Regions from separate parts of the Homo sapiens genome. Here region 2 is linked to region 1. Evidence: read pairs that join two places in POLR2A ChIA-PET (ENCODE). Cell type or tissue: OCI-LY7. All regions are shown on one strand. Links, peaks and the distances in the headings refer to the core of each region. The heading gives the core; the rest is flanking DNA.

Region 1 (2,914 bases), core at 98-2,597:
ATGTAATAAGTGCCAAATCAGATACTTGTTCAAAGTACAAGGAAGGAAGGATTAGTTCAACCTGGGGATCAAGAGAAGTTTCTTTACAGAGTCCATAATATTTGAACCTTAAAGAAGGAATAAGATTTTGCCACAAGTCTTCAAGGAATCAACATATGAAGGGAGGAGCAAAGCCTGTTGTGTGAACTTTGAATATAGGCTGTACCCGGAGATGAGGAAGTCCCTGGATTTACTCTCAGATGGAACTCCTGATCCCAGGAGGGAACACCTTCAGGAGTCAGAAGATCTGATTTGACCCTGGATTCCTGTGTCACCTCAGTCAAGTCACCTTACTTCTCTGTGCCTCCACTTCTTTAACGTTAAATGAGATGGCCTTCCTGCAGAGATGTTCCATGAAGCTTGAAGTTTTAAATAAGAGGTGTGAAAAAACTTTGGGGAATTGAAAGAGCTATTCAAACAAATAATAATAGCAGTAACAAATGCTACACAGCACTTACTACATGCCAGGCACAGTATCAAGGGCTTGCAAGCGTTATCTTATCAAAGTAACCATTCTGTTGCCATTTTGCAGATGAGGAAACCTATTTGGAAAAGCGGTAACTTGCTCAAAGTAATGCAACTAGTAGGTGGTAGAGCTCACATTGATGTGTCAGTGAGGGACAAGGGTGGTAGTCATCTTCCCCACCCCTAGACATGCTGGAGCTACTTTTTAATTATCTTGGGGTACAGCTGGACTGATTTCCTCATTGCTCAGATGAGAAACTGAGGCATCAAACAATGCCTGCTCAGAACTGGATACAGGGTGTAGGTATAGTGCCTGCTTGAGTCCAGCTTGCCTACAGCTAAGGAAGCAGAGAGGATTCTGGGTTCCTCTATGCTCTACTTGGGAGATTAGAGTCACAGCACATCACTCTTTCCTTGCCCAGTGGGTGCCAAGAAGAGCTCAAATGCCAAGTTTCATTAAAGCATACCCCAGAGGGTCACTGTCTGGACCAGGAACAGCTGGATCACAGAACACAGGCCTCCGCCTCTTACAAAATTCCTGAGGCCATCACTTGGCCAGATCCAGAACACCCCACTGGAGATCCCAAGTTTACTGGGAAGAGTTCTCTTATTTCCCCTCAAAGAGCATTGGCAGAACAGGGCTAAGGGAAAGAAGGCTCAGAGCCACCAGTGCCTCCAGGCACAAAGGGGAAAGGCCAGCCATAAGAAGCTGAGAAGGAAGCTGTCTGGGGCTCCTGGGTGGACCTAGAAAGGAGAATGAGGGGGTGTGTTTGGAAGCTGGGGATAGCTGAGGCCTCATAGCTAGATAGAGTTTGCTCAGGGCATCCAAGGAATTTCACCTATTGAGAAAGCTGGGACGTAAAAGCTCCCAGTGAAGGGGGTTGGCATCCATGTGCCTGGAGCTGGGGGAAAGCTTTGGCTGCAATTTCCTCTGCTTTTAAACGAAGGAGGAAATGGAAGGTGCTGGTGCATAAAACAGGGGAATAGCAGGGTGATTTTGGGTGCTAGCTGTCCACCTGGGTCTCTACAGCTTCCTCCATTCTAGCAACCTGTCCAATTTTCACCTTCCTCTTCCTCTTTTTTTTCTTCTTCCTCTTCTACTACTGTTTCTAGATCACATTTATTGAAGGCTACCTCTAGGCCAGGCACATTGCCAACAGCTTTATATGCATCATCTTATATATACTGCATAACAACGCTAGGAGGTTGATAATACACAAAGATATTAGAGAGAAGGAAACTAAAGCTCAGAGAGGGTTAAATAAACACCCCAGGGTCACAGGTCTAATGCACCTTCCAAATCCAAACTTATGCCTTACTTCATAGGCAAGGCAGTATGATATTCCCATTATACCGCCTTGTGTATGAAATCTTTGTGTAGACAGGGAGCCTATCCAAGAACTGCCTATGAGAGGCTGAGCTTGGGCTAAGTCTTTTACTCCTCAATGAGAGAAGTTACTAGCTGTGGCACAGTTAAATCACTAAAGGGAACTTTCTTCAAAACAGAGATGTGAGAATACTCAATTGTTCTCAGATAGGAATATAAGAAAGCTGTCTGCATTGTAAGAGTTGAAGAAAGAAGCAGCCCCAGCCCAGGGGAAGGAGTCAGAGACGAGGAAGAAGGCTAAACATTGTAGGCTGATGAAGGGGTGGACTTTGAACCCAGGCCTCAGCCAGTGCTGCTGTTGACAACGTCATCTTGAGAAGACAGATGAACAAGTCAGGGTGAGCCAAGAGGGAGTAAGATCCTGGTGCAACCATGATAAGACTTAAGCTGAAGCCTCACCCAGGAATGGTACAGGACTAAACTTTACCAGTTGCACTGTGAGCCAGTGAGAAACTATACCTCTGGAAGATTGGCCACGGTCCAAGGCTCCTCAGTGTGTGTCCAATAAAGACTGACCACCCTTTGGGCTCAGCAAAGCCCTGGGGTATTTGGTAATTAAGGGGTAGTGGAAGTGTCTGGGCTTCCTTTAATAAGGCATATGAGGATTTCAAGGAATCAAATGGAAGAATAAGAAAATGGATCCTATATGCACACTGAGATTGCTCCACAAGCAGTAATGTGACTGAGTTTTTCTTTACTATTCCTGTTGGTCTTTCCATTCCATTGGCATGATATGGGATAAAGAGCAGTAGGGATAACTTGCTCAAGAAATCCATAACTCAGCTGGGCACGGTGGCTCACACCTGTAATCCTAGCACTTTGGGAGGGCGAAGCAGACAGATTGCCTGAGCTCAGGAGTTTGTGACCAGCCTGGGCAACACAGTGAAACCCCATCTCTACTAAAATACAAAAAATAAGCCGGGTGTGGCCACGTGTGCCTGGAGTCCCAGCTGCTCGGGAGGCTGAGGCAGGAGAATTGCTTGAACCAGGGAGGCGGAGGTTGCAGTGAGACAAGATCGTGCC
Region 2 (2,914 bases), core at 117-2,616, 270 kb after region 1:
GTGTGGTGGCTCACACCTGTAATTCCAACACTTTGGGAGGCTGAGGTGGGCGGATCACCCGAGGTCAGTAGTTTGAGATCAGCCTGGCCAACATGGTGAAACCCCCATTAAAAATGCAAAAATTAAGGCTGGGCGCAGTGGCTCACGCCTGTAATCCCAGCGCTTTGGGAGGCCGAGGCAGGAGGACTACCTGAGGTCAGGAGTTTGAGACCAGCCTGGGCAACATGGTGAAACCCCGTCTCTACCAAAAATGCAAAACTTAGCTAGGCATGGTGGCGGGTGCCTGTAATCCCAGCTACTTGGGAGGCTGAGGCAGGAGAATTGCTTGAACCTGGGAGACAGAAGTTGCAGTGAACAGAGGTTGCAGTGAGCCAACATGGTGCCACTGCTCTCCAGCCCGGGCAACACAGTGAGATTCCATCTCAAAAAAGAAAAACAAAAACAAAAATTAGCCAGGTGTGGTGATGTGCACCTGTAGTCCCAGCTACTCAGGAGGCTGAGGCAGGAAAATCCCCTGAACCCGGGAGGTGGAGATTGCAGTGAGCTGAGATTGCACCATTGCATCATTGTACTCCAGCCTGCACGGAAGAGCAAGAATCTGTCTCAAGAAAAAAAAAAAAAAAGAAATGATTGACTAATGTTGGGGCCTGCCCAAAATAAAGATGAGCCTGGATATCATGTTGTAATAAAAAGCAAGGAAGCCACATATATATATATATATATATATATATATATATGGAGAGAGAGAGAGAGAGAGAGAGAGACAGAGTTTCACTCTTGTTGCCCAGGCTGGAGTGCAATGGTAAGATCTTGGCTCACCGAAACCTCCGCATCCCAGGTTCAAGCGATTCTCCCGCCTCAGCCTCCCAAGTAGCTGGGATTACAGGCATGTGCCGCCAAGCCCGGCTAATTTTGTATTTTTACTAGAGACGGGGTTTCTCCATGTTGGTCAGGCTGGTCTCGAACTCCCAACCTCAGGTGATCCGCCCATCTCAGCCTCCCAAAGTGCTGGGATTACAGGCGTGAGCCACCCGCCCGGCCTAAGGAAGCAATATTAAAGAAGACTTGTGTTGTATCAGAAGGACTCAGCAGCTATGGTGAAAAAGCTCCCGTGGCCAAAACTGGGATAATGTGAATATCCAAAAGAGCAATAACTAATTAATTGAAACAGGTCAAATGTATTAAATGTCATGAGTTCATTAAAAAAAAAAAAAAACAAAACTACTCACTTTTGAAAGATACTTGGGAACCAACTCATTATTCTGAATACCTGTAAATAAAGAGACAGAATCAAGTATTTATCCTTGTTCTCAGAATTTCTAAATAATTGATGAGTGAAAAAAGTCATCTTTAGAAAAGAATTCCAGCTAAAAGGAATGAAAAGGAATGATAGAATTAGAGCATGACCAGCCGGGCATAATGGCTGAGCCTGTAGTCCCAGCAATTTGGGAGGCTGAGGCAGGCCAATCACTTGAGCCCGGGAGTTTGAGACCTGCCTGGCCAACATGGCAAAACCTCATCTCTATTAAAAATACAAAAAATTAGCCAGGCACCGTGGCATGTGCCTGTAGTTCCAGCTACCCTAGAGGCTGAGGTGGGAGAATCACTTAAGCCCAGAAGGCGGAGGTTGCAGTAAGCTGAGATCACGCCACTGCACTCCAGCCTGGGTGACAGAGTGAGACCCTGTCTCAAAAAATGTAAATAATAATAATAATAGCATTAGAACCTGACTACTTTTGCAAACTCCAAATGAGATAATGGATCTAGGACACAATGATCAATGGCAGCCAATATTACCATAGAAAGAGACATCCCACACTGTGTGCCTCCTAATGGACATTCCCATCACCACCTGTACTAGTTTCTAGGGCTGCTGTAACACAGTGCCACAGACTAGGTGGCTTAAACAACAGAAATTCATTTTCTCCAGTTCTGGAGGCTAAAAGTCCAAGATCAAGGCATCGCCAGGGTGGATTTCTTCTGAGGCCTCTGCCCTTGGCTTACAGACGGTCATCTTCTCCCTGTGTCTTCATGTGGCCTTCCCTTTGTAACTGTCTGTGGCCAGATTTCCTCTTCTGAAAAGGACACCAGTCATATGGGAGTAGGGCCTATCCTAATGACTACATTTTAATCAAATTACCTCTTAAAAAACCTCATCTTCAAATACAGTCACAGTCCAAGGTACTGGGGATAGAACCTCAACATATGAATTTTGCAGGGGTACAATTCAGCCCATAACACCACCCACAAAATAGTCTTGTCAAAAACTAGAATGTGAGGCCAGGTGCGGTGGATCATGCCTGTAATCCCAGCACTTTGGGAGGCTGAGGTGTGCGGATCATGAGGTCAGGAGTTCGAGACCAGCCTGGCCAACATGGTGAAACCCTGTCTCTACTAAAAATACAAAAATTAGCCAGGCATAATGGCGGGCGCTGGTATTCCAGCTGCTCGGGAGACTGAGGTGGGAGAATCACTTGAACTAGGGAGGTGGAGGTTGCAGTGAGCCAAGATTGTGCCACAGCACTCTAGCCTGGGTAACAGAATGAGACTCCGTCAAAACAAACAAACAAATAAACAAAACCAAGAGTGTGAATCAAATCAAGTATTCAGAACTAAATACCAGTTTACAGAGAATATAGAGGGGAGAAAAACATGTTAAACACCACAAAGGGAATGCAATCAGCAAAATTCAGAATTTGGAAAACTCTTGCTGACAATTGACCTTTTTCCATAAAAAGCAAATTGCAAGGACAAAAAAAAAAGGGCCAGGTATGGTGGCTCACACCTGTAATCCCAGCACTTTGGGAGGCCGAGGCGGGTGGATCACTTGAGGCCAGGAATTCGACACCAGCCTGGCCAACATGAAACCCTGTCTCTACTAAAAATACAAAAATTAGCTGGACTTGGTCATGCA

What was found. ChIA-PET counts read pairs that join two places held together with the same protein. Peaks named below come from ENCODE experiments on the same cell type or tissue, not always from the same donor. Only the 100,000 strongest peaks of a DNase experiment are listed, where the experiment ranks them.
Region 2: POLR2A ChIA-PET joins it to region 1 with 5 read pairs; 2 of 35 experiments call an interaction of 5 or more read pairs at or near these places.

Annotation. Positions count from the first base shown.
Region 1 is chr5:158,169,520-158,172,433 of GRCh38, reverse strand. No RefSeq gene overlaps it. Among named protein-coding and RNA genes, the nearest start is that of LINC02227, 240 kb to the left of the region's middle. In OCI-LY7, for the core only: no CTCF peak of the experiment used is centred there; a DNase peak (open chromatin) is centred at 1,513.
Region 2 is chr5:157,895,498-157,898,411 of GRCh38, reverse strand. No RefSeq gene overlaps it. Among named protein-coding and RNA genes, the nearest start is that of CLINT1, 38 kb to the right of the region's middle. In OCI-LY7, for the core only: no CTCF peak of the experiment used is centred there; no DNase peak of the experiment used is centred there.